2 separate regions of the Homo sapiens genome follow, and region 2 is linked to region 1. The links are chromatin loops, found by intact Hi-C in ENCODE. Cell type or tissue: psoas muscle. All regions are shown on one strand.

The links. Peaks named below come from ENCODE experiments on the same cell type or tissue, not always from the same donor. Only the 100,000 strongest peaks of a DNase experiment are listed, where the experiment ranks them.
Region 2: it touches region 1 in a loop (14-fold over the local background); 1 of 110 quality-filtered maps calls a loop at or near these places.

Annotation. Positions count from the first base shown.
Region 1 is chr15:101,398,466-101,403,465 of GRCh38, reverse strand. PCSK6 (proprotein convertase subtilisin/kexin type 6) reads left to right here. Exons shown (of 22, transcript NM_002570.5): 7 at 4,890-5,000. Among named protein-coding and RNA genes, the nearest start is that of PCSK6-AS1, 67 kb to the right of the region's middle. In psoas muscle, no CTCF peak of the experiment used is centred here; no DNase peak of the experiment used is centred here.
Region 2 is chr15:101,313,131-101,318,130 of GRCh38, reverse strand. PCSK6 (proprotein convertase subtilisin/kexin type 6) reads left to right here. Exons shown (of 22, transcript NM_002570.5): 20 at 4,626-4,755. Among named protein-coding and RNA genes, the nearest start is that of PCSK6-AS1, 19 kb to the left of the region's middle. In psoas muscle, no CTCF peak of the experiment used is centred here; a DNase peak (open chromatin) is centred at 2,174.

The DNA.
Region 1 (5,000 bases):
TTACTACCTCCATTTTTTTTTCTCTCTCTTTTTTTTTAATTATTATTATACTTTAAGTTTTAGGGTACATGTGCACAATGTGCAGGTTAGTTACATATGTGTACATGTGCCATGCTGGTGTGCTGCACCCATTAACTGGTCATTTAGCATTAGGTATATCTCCTAATGCTATCCCTCCCCCCTCCCCCCACCCCACAACAGTCCCCAGAGTGTGATGTTCCCCTTCCTGTGTCCATGTGTTCTCATTGTTCAATTCCCACCTATGAGTGAGAACATGCGGTGTTTGGTTTTTTGTCCTTGCGATAGTTTACTGAGAATGATGATTTCCAGTTTCATCCATGTCCCTACAAAGGACATGAACTCATCATTTTTTATGGCTGCATAGTATTCCATGGCGTATATGTGCCACACTTTCTTAATCCAGTCTATCATTGTTGGACATTTGGGTTGGTTCCAAGTCTTTGCTATTGTGAATAGTGCCACAATAAACATATGTGTGCGTGTGTCTTTATAGCAGCATGATTTATAGTCCTTTGGGTATATACCCAGTAATGGGATGGCTGGGTCAAATGGTATTTCTAGTTCTAGATCCCTGAGGAATCGCCACACTGTCTTCCACAATGGTTGAACTAGTTTACAGTCCCACCAACAGTGTAAAAGTGTTCCTATTTCTCCACATCCTCTCCAGCACCTGTTGTTTCCTGACTTTTTAATGATTGCCATTCTAACTGGTGTGAGATGATATCTCATTGTGGTTTTGTTTTGGATTTCTCTGATGACCAGTGATGATGAGCATTTTTTCATGTGTCTTTTGGCTGCATAAATGTCTTCTTTTGAGAAGTGTCTGTTCATATCCTTTGCCCACTTTTTGATGGGGTTGTTTGTTTCTTTCTTGTAAATTTGTTTGAGTTCATTGTAGATTCTGGATACTAGCCCTTTGTCAGATGAGTAGGTTGCGAAAATTTTCTCCCGTTTTGTAGGTTGCCTGTTCACTCTGATGGTAGTTTCTTTTGCTGTGCAGAAGCTCTTTAGTTTAATTAGATCCCATTTGTCAATTTTGTCTTTTGGTGCCATTGCTTTTGGTGTTTTAGACATGAAGTCCTTGCCCATGCCTATGTCCTGAATGGTAATGCCTAGGTTTTCTTCTAGGGTTTTTCTGGTTTTAGGTCTAACGTTTAAGTCTTTAATCCATCTTGAATTAACTTTTGTATAAGGTCTAAGGAAGGGATCCAGTTTCAGCTTTCTACATATGGCTAGCCAGTTTTCCCAGCACCATTTATTAAATAGGGAATCCTTTCCCCATTGCTTGTTTTTCTCAGGTTTGTCAAAGATCAGATAGTTGTAGATATGTGGCATTATTTCTGAGGGCTCTGTTCTGTTCCATTGATCTATATCTCTGTTTTGGTACCAGTACCATGCTGTTTTGGTTACTGTAGCCTTGTCGTATAGTTTGAAGTCAGGTAGCGTGATGCCTCCAGCTTTGTTCTTTTGGCTTAGGATTGACTTGGCAATGTGGGCTCTTTTTTGGTTCCATATGAACTTTAAAGTAGTTTTTTCCAATTCTGTGAAGAAAGTCATTGGTAGCTTGATGGGGATGGCATTGAATCTATAAATTACCTTGGGCAGTATGGCCATTTTCACAATATTGATACTACCTCCATTTTTACAGATGGGAAAACTGAGGCTCAGTGGGGTCAAACTAGCAGCAAACACACACGTTGAATGCTTACTGTGTGCCAGACCCTTTACACGGATCATCCGATTTCATTTGTTTGACATCCCTCTACATATGATAAGTGTCATCATTGCAGTGTGCAGAAGACTGAGGCTCAGCGAGACGGGAGAACTTCAGAGTCACTACCTGGTCACAGTTGATGGTGAAGGCAAGGTCTTCACCTGTGGCATGCCCCACGTCCCTCCTGCTGGCTCCGAGGCTCACTGTGAGTGACAGCTCCACTCTGTGGACCTCCCCTTGGGAGCAGGCGTCGAGGCATCTAAGTCCACTTGCCTTGTGCCATCTCAGTGCCTGGACACTGGTGGCTACCCTGGGCCGTCCTGCAGCCAGCTCGCTGAGGTAGGAAAGAGAGGAAGGGAAACAGGTGGAGTGAGAAGAGAAGATAGATAACACTGAAGTTACATTTATTCCTACTGCTCATAGTAGGCTTTCAAGCTATGAAGAGATGGCTCTTCCCGTGACTTCAGCCCCATCCTCCATCGCTGCCCACGCCCACGTGGCTGACACTGCCGAATGTCTCTAGCACTGTTGTTGAACTTCTGATGTCTCCTATGCCTCAACCTTGCTATTGCCTTGGTGTAAATTTCTCTGACATTGATTTTGAATACAATTCCAGGCTTTTGGAGCAGAAGTTTCCAGTTAAGCTTGGTGTCCCACCTAAGTGTTAAGGTCAACATGCCGAGCCCTAGAGTGGTCCTCCCTCTCCCACCACCAACTATCCTACCTGGCCTCCCAAGAACTGCCTTTGGTGACTCTTGTATTCTCTGTCTTGCTTCATGCCTGGGAAATTTCAGGGCATATATTAAGGGGAAAACCTTAGGGAAACCTGAACCTTCAAAACTGGGTAGAATGAATGGATGGAATGGAAGAATTTACTGCAGCGAAATCATCTTCAAATTCCTTTTAGGTTGGAAGCTTCTTACCCTGGCAAGTGAAGAAGTACATTTGGTTATATGTTTATAATCCATGTGCTACTGGGTGAAAGATGATAGGACAAGAACATTTGAAATGTATGTGTTAGGGATCTCTGCCCAGCAGTTTCCATCAAAAGAGCACACCCATGATTATCGTACAAATGGATGGGACAGCAGGATTCTACTCACGTAAAATGTTTGTCCCTGAGCACCTAGGGAGGGTGTCACCTCCAGGGTCTCCTTCCTGTTGCTCTTCTGCATGAGTCCTGCACCACCTCTTTTAACCTCAGGGAAAACTTCACTATTTTGTTTTTTAAAGTCAGTCATATTTAAAGTTGCTGCTTTTGAGTATGCACTACGTGTTGATGTAGATTCTGGAATGTAGAACAAACAGGCGCAGACTAGTATGGGTAAGGTGGGGAACCCCTACTTCAGAAGGTGAACCCCAGAAGGAAGCTGCCTGGGCCAGGGGTGTGTGCATGATGGCAGGGAGCTGCAGCCACTAAGCCTTGGAAGAGTCTTTAATGGCACAGGGAAATGCCCTGTATAAAGCTCAGTGGGGGAAAAAAAGGATTTAGAAAGAAAGTATATGCCAGAGGCAAAGAAAAAGACTAGAAGAAAATAACCAGCCAGGTGCAGTGGTGTGCACCTGTGATCCTAGCTACTCGGGAGGCTGAGGTGGGATGATTGCTTGAGCCCAGGTGTTTGAGGCTGCAGTGAGCTATGATCTGTGTCACTGCATTCCAGCCTGGGTGACAGAGTGAGACCCCATCTGTAAAGCAAAAAAAGAAAAGAAAATAGCCAAAATATTATTGGTTATTTCTCTTTTTCCCAAAGTTTGGGCAAGAGCATATACTATTCTTACAATCAGAAGAAGTCCTCTTTTCCATTACGTCTTAAATAGCTCTAAGATTTAGAATTCGTCTTGATGAAGGCATGGTCATCGCACACACAGAGCTGGGCCCCGTGGGTGAGGGGCTCCCGGGGGCCTCTGAGTGGGGAGCTGTGGGTGTCAAGTGGCCATGAAGAGAGTTGACCCAGGGTCGGGTGGCAAGATTCTCTGAGCCCCAGAGAAGTCGACTTTCTGTATCTACTAGAATCCAGGAAGAGTGTGTCCATGGCCGTCATTACCCCCTGCTTCCCCGTTTCATGCCAGGTTTTTCTCAGATGCCTTCTCTGGGGGAGGCACTGTTGCTGGGGCAACTTTCTGGCTGCAGAGGGCACCCAGTAATAAAGGCAAATGCCAAGTATGAGGCAAGAAGGGACGCCCCTGGCTGGGATGGCAGGCATTGGGAGAGGCTTATGGGAGCCCCTCACCCCTCTCTTTTTGGGGTGCTCTCGAGGAAGCTGGACTCTCCACCTCTAAAGACCCCTCCAGGGAACATAGAACCCAAACCCAAATGGAGATGAGCTGGCCAGCGAAGTCCAAGACCCCAGTCCCCTCCATTGCAACCTGGGGTGCGGGCTTCTGTCTTCCAGGTTGAAAGCTCATCATTTGGTTCATCATAAGTTATACGTCGGAGTGGAATTATAAAGGAGAGAGAAACAGATGTGAACTCTCAACAGCTGGGAGAGGTGGAAAGCCTCTGGAGTTCCATTATAGAAATGTGCCTTTTGGCCAGGAGTGGTGGCTCACGCCTGTAAGCCCAGCACTTTGGGAGGCTGAGGCAGGTGGATCACTTGAGGTCAGGAGTTCGAGACCAGCCTGGCCAACATGGCCAAACCCTGTCTCTATTAAAAATAAAAGTTAGCCAGGCATGGTGGTATGTGCCTGTAGTCCCAGCTACTCGGGAGGCTGAGGCAGGAGAATCACTTGAACCCGGGAGGTGGAGCTTGCAGTGAGCCGAGATTGCACCACTGCCCTCCAGCCTGGGTGACAGAGTGAGACTCTGTCTCAAAATAATAATAATAAATAATAATAATAATAATAATAGGTCTTGTTTTTTAAAATAAAAAACAGAAATATGCATTTTTAGATACCAGCAGGACATCATAGCACTGAGGGAAGCTGAACCCTCTCTTTGGGACGTAGCTTGCTTTCTTTTGTTGCCCTGGCCTGAGTTCTTTCACATCAGCCAGCATGGAGAAGAGGAGCCAGTTTTGCAGAATGACTGGGAACAGCCCCTGCTGGGGAGGGACTCTGTGATGCGGTGTCCTCATCCGAGCCTCCTGGGCCCGGGTTCCCGTCGCTGTGTGCCCGGAGCCTGGGCGCCGACACCGAGCCTCCTCTGTGCTTTCAGGCATCCGCATGCTGGACGGCGATGTCACAGATGTGGTCGAGGCAAAGTCGCTGGGCATCAGACCCAACTACATCGACATTTACAGTGCCAGCTGGGGGCCGGACGACGACG
Region 2 (5,000 bases), 85 kb after region 1:
ATGGTTACAGAGTCTCAACTTGAGAAATGACAATTGTTCTAAGGATAGATGCTGGCAATGGTTACATAACAGTGTGAATGTACTTAATGCTGCTGAACTGTGTACTTAAAAATGGCTGAGATGGTAGATTTTATGTACATTGCAGTGGCTCATGCCTATAACCCCAGCACTTAGAGAGGCAGAGATGGGAGGACAGCTCGAGCCCAGGAACTCAGGACCAGCCTGGGCAGCAAAGCTGTGAGACCCCGTTCTCCACAAAAGGAAAACGTTTTGTTGGAAATTTTTTTTAAAACCATGTTTTTAAATTTGAAACAAAATCCCAAAACAATGCAAAGGCCCACTTTGAACACGCAGCCTGAGGTTCTCATTAGAAACCCAGCCAGGCAGTGGCTTATTTCAGATGGGGAAAGGGATAAGAGATGCTCACCACTCATAAGCCATCTTGTCTCAGAGCTCAGCTCTTGCTGTGGAACGGCGCGGACAGAAACACAACACCATAAACATTGAGAGGGCTTTGGGAGAGGCGGGAATGGATCCAGGTGGGGATGGGGATGTTTTCAAACATAGCCTTAGTTCTTTGTGCCTATCTTCACTTATTTTGAACATTTTTTCAAAGAGGAAAAGAATTCTATAAACAATTTTACATGTATTATAATTGCCCACAAAGATGATGGCACAGATGTCTCCCAGGCACAGTTTTTATGCAGAATAGCAGAGAATTCATTCATTTTATTGGATTTTGTTTTGCAGAGCTATTTGCACAGTAAGTTGAAGTGCACCATCAGTCTGTGGGCTCGGATATGTTTTGGGTTAAGTTTTCTCCTCTCTCCTTCCTGTCCTTGGTACTTTGGTCCTTTCTAAGAAACTCACATCATATGAGCTTTTTCTGCAGTAATACTTTAAGAATTAAGTCTCTACTGGCCGGGCACAGTGGTTCATGCCTGTAATCCCGGCACTTTGGGAGGCCAAGGCGGGTGGATCACCTGAGGTCAGGAGTTCAAGACCAGCCTGGCCAACATGGTGAAACCCCATCTCTACTAAAAATACAAAAATTAGCCAGGTTTGGTGGCAGGCGCCTGTAATCCCAGCTACTGGGGAGGTTGAGACATGAAAATTGCTTGAAACCGGGAGGTGGAGGTTGCAAGGAGCTGAGATCACACCCCTACATACTTCAGCCTGGGCGACAGAGTAAGACTCTGTCAAAAAAAAAAAAAAAAAAACAGAATTAAGTCTCTGCTAAACCAGTTTCCATGATACTACTGTGCCTCAGAAATCCTGCAGAATGGGCACACCCCTCCCCACGTGGCCGGCCATGAGCACCCCATGCAGCTCCCTGCCGTATGTCCTGGAATAGACAGGCCTGATGAACAAGGCTGTGGCCAAGGCCAGTGTCCTCCTATGATTGCCAGGCTGACCTCAGACCACCCAGGGGAGACATGTCCTCCTCAGTTCCCTCCTGGGGCAGCCCTCAAGGCCACAGTGCTCAGCATCTGGATGGGTTCCACCCGCTGGCAGCTCAGCAGATTTCCCCAGCAGTTTGCCTGTCGCCTTTTTGTCTATTATTTTTATTATTTCTTTGACTTATTTAGCCCAGATGGATTAGGCAGCATCACTGATGTTGCTTATTTAAATTTCGTAGTCACTTGAATCCATAACATTCAGGCATACAGTTTTGCAACTCTTTGATTTCAATAATTCACTTTTCTTTCTTTGAGTCCCCAGATTGCCTGATGGCAAAAAGCTTTATAGAGTCCCTTGGAATTCTCATCTCAAACCAGTGACTTCTCCATCACTTCAGCTATTAAATTCATTGGTGAGCAGGTCCACAGCTCTGGGGGTCTCCCCTGCGCCCCATGCCCTCTGGCCTGGGGTTCTTTCTAAGCTCCTGGGAACGTGTACATCTATCCCCTGGCAGCCTCTTGGGAGAGAGACCTCATTTTCCTCCTCTGAGTCACTGGAGGCTTCTTGTTCCATGTCAGGTGTGGACCTCATTGGAGGCAGCTGTTCTCAGCTGCCTACTTCCTGTGCCCTGGAGACCCAGGCCCACCTGGCATTCCCCTCCCTGTTCCCATTCAGTGACCACTGCTGTCCACCACCCACCCAGGGGCCTGGGCACAGTCGTGGGGAGGGTCGGAGTCAGGCATGAGTGCTTGGGGTAGGGCATGGCGGAATCTGTCCCCACCCTTGGCTCACAGTGCCCCAGTGCACTTGGCAGGCAACTCGATCGAGATGAGCCTCTCATCCTCCTGAGTCCAGGTGCCCCGTGTGTCCTGGCATGGAGGTTGTAATCCTTCGGGGCTGCTGGCACAGCTGGGTTAATGCAGTGGCCCCGTGGGACGCGACTTACCCACCTGGGGCATGGCATGTGGATTAGCAGCTGACAGCCTGCAGGGCACACACATACCAAGTTGCGGGGCAGTGCCCCAAGCACCTGTGACGGTCAGCCCTCAAGCATGAGCGTCCTGTGCCTGAGACGGCACTACTTGAAACAGCAAATGAGAAACACCACAACAGACCAAGAGAGATTCAAAAGAAAGGAAAACGCTTTCTGTTTTAGTCCCTGTCGTGGCACATTCTTCCAGCTTTCTGAACAAAGGCTCCATGTTTTCACTTTATACTGGGCCCCGCAAACAACATAGCAGGTCCTGTATAAGCACAGCCCGTTCTGCTCTTATTGCTATGATTGTGGGTGCTTTTAAAGTGTTCAAAGTCTATAGAGACTTGCGACTTAATGGAATCCTTAAAAGACTTTCACTGAGTTATGAAATTCATATTTTTTAGTAGTTGAGAAAATAGGTCGCTTAGAAAATCAACCCACTTTAACAGCTTTTTTATTGCGGTAAAATACACATCACATAAAATGTACCATCTTGACTATTTTTAGGCATACAGTTCGGTGGCATTAAGTGAATTTACATTTGTGTGCCACCATCGCCACCACCTCCAAATAAATGTGTTTTAACAACTTTGAAGCTTAATACATTGAGCATGAAACTTAAGTACAAACAAGAATGAGCTTTCTTTCCCACTTGGGAGGCTCCACAGGTGTTAAGGACCCTGGTGCTGGAGGAAGGATAGTGGGGAAGACGGGTTCAGCAGGTGAGGCGTGAGAGGTACAACGGCAGGCCCTGAACAGCTCCCAAACCCCACTCAGAGTGGCACCCCGCCTGGTGTATGAGACCCACCCACCAGATGCTCCCAGAGACCAGTGATGGGGAGGGGCGGCATTGGCCAAAGCATACGAGCAGCCTCTGCTCCAGAACAACATAAACCAGACAGAGTCCCGCCCCCGGGGCACAGCTCTTCCACCGCACCTCAGGAAGAGAGGGAGACACCTGCCATGAAGACGGTGGTCCTCAAGAGGCCCCTTGAGGTCCCTACATCTGCCTCCTGCTCAAAACCCTGTGGCCTTCTCGGCTTCACTCTTCCTGACTCTCCAAGGAGGAGCTTCTCCTGCAGGAGCTCAGAATTCCCTCCCAGGCTTACGGCTGTGGTTCTGAGGTGTGAAGCCAGCCCCAGAGCCCAGGGCCTTGTGCTTGAGCCCTCCAGGCTCCGGAACCTCTGCAAAGGGATTTTCCCTTGATGCAGCGAGAGGCCCCATCTGAGTCCAGAGCAGACTGCAAGGCCTCGATCTGCGACCACAATCGAACTGAAGCAGCTGTGAGGAGGTTTACCTGGGCATTGTGATTATCATAGAGCCCCTGAGATAATCTCCTCCCTGCCTGTAACCCTCTCCGCTGTCAGTCAGTGACTACTTCACTGCCCCTCTCTGACGTCCCATCAGTTGCTCCCTGGAGACACCTGGCCCAGAGGAGGTGCTATCTAGTCAACTAGTCCAACATCTGACCCAGGTCGACAGGTCCTCCTCGGACCCTGAGCCAACCTGAAGGTTTTCCTCCATGACTCGTGGCCCTTTGCTCAGAACTGTTGTGTCTTCGAGTCTCTCCTCCCTGCCCTATAAACCCTTAGTCTTAGGCATTTGTTTCTCTGTTGTTGAAAACGCCCTGGCTGTACACACCAAACACCTGTCAACACCATTCCCAAAGATCTCTTCTTTCATCTTCCCCCGTCATCTTCTACAGCGTTCTGTGCAATGGAAGGGCCACAAACGCAAGCCACGGGTGCAATTTGAAGTTGCCTAGTAACCATATCTTAAACAGTCAAATGAAACAGGCAAAAATAATTTTAGTAACATATCCTATTCAACCTAATGTGTCTAAAATATTGCCATTTCAACATGTATCCATACAAAAAATAAATGAGCTGTTTTATATTTTTTATATGAAGACTTTGGCACTGGATTTCCAAGTGTTCAGGGAGCAGAGGTGGGCCTAGGCCTGTTGGAAACAGGGCCCATCATCGTGGCACGGCCAGTGGGCAGGTGTGCTCCCTCTGAGATCATCTCATGCCTCGATGTCCCCGTCTGTGAAATGGTGATGGCGATGCCCACCTCCTGGGAGTGGGTGAGGACGGCCCAGCTCACAGAACCTGGGAAATGGCAGCTGTGGTGGTGGCCTGGGGGCTCCTGAATGGTACCCCTGATCTCACAAGGCCCTGAAGCAGGCCTGGGGCATGGTCTTCTGCCAGCCATCCCTGATACCTGCTTCTTTTCCTGTGTCTCTCAGGGCCAGGCAGAGAAGAGTGCATTCACTGTGCGAAAAACTTCCACTTCCACGACTGGAAGTGTGTGCCAGCCTGTGGTGAGGGCTTCTACCCAGAAGAGATGCCGGGCTTGCCCCACAAAGTGTGTCGAAGGTACGGTCCTCCTGGCGGGGAACGGCAGGCAGCTGTGTCCAGCAAAGGAGTGCCTGGAGGGCAGAGTCTGGCAGCATCTTCCCCAGGGGCCGGGGAGGGCATGTTGCATCACCCCACTGTGGACAGGAGCCCATTTACAGAGCTGCTGAGGGGCCTTCGTCCCTTTGTTCACTGGATGCATATTTGTTGGGTCCCTGCTGTGGGCAGACACCGTGCAGCAGCGGGATAAGATGGGAAGCAGAATA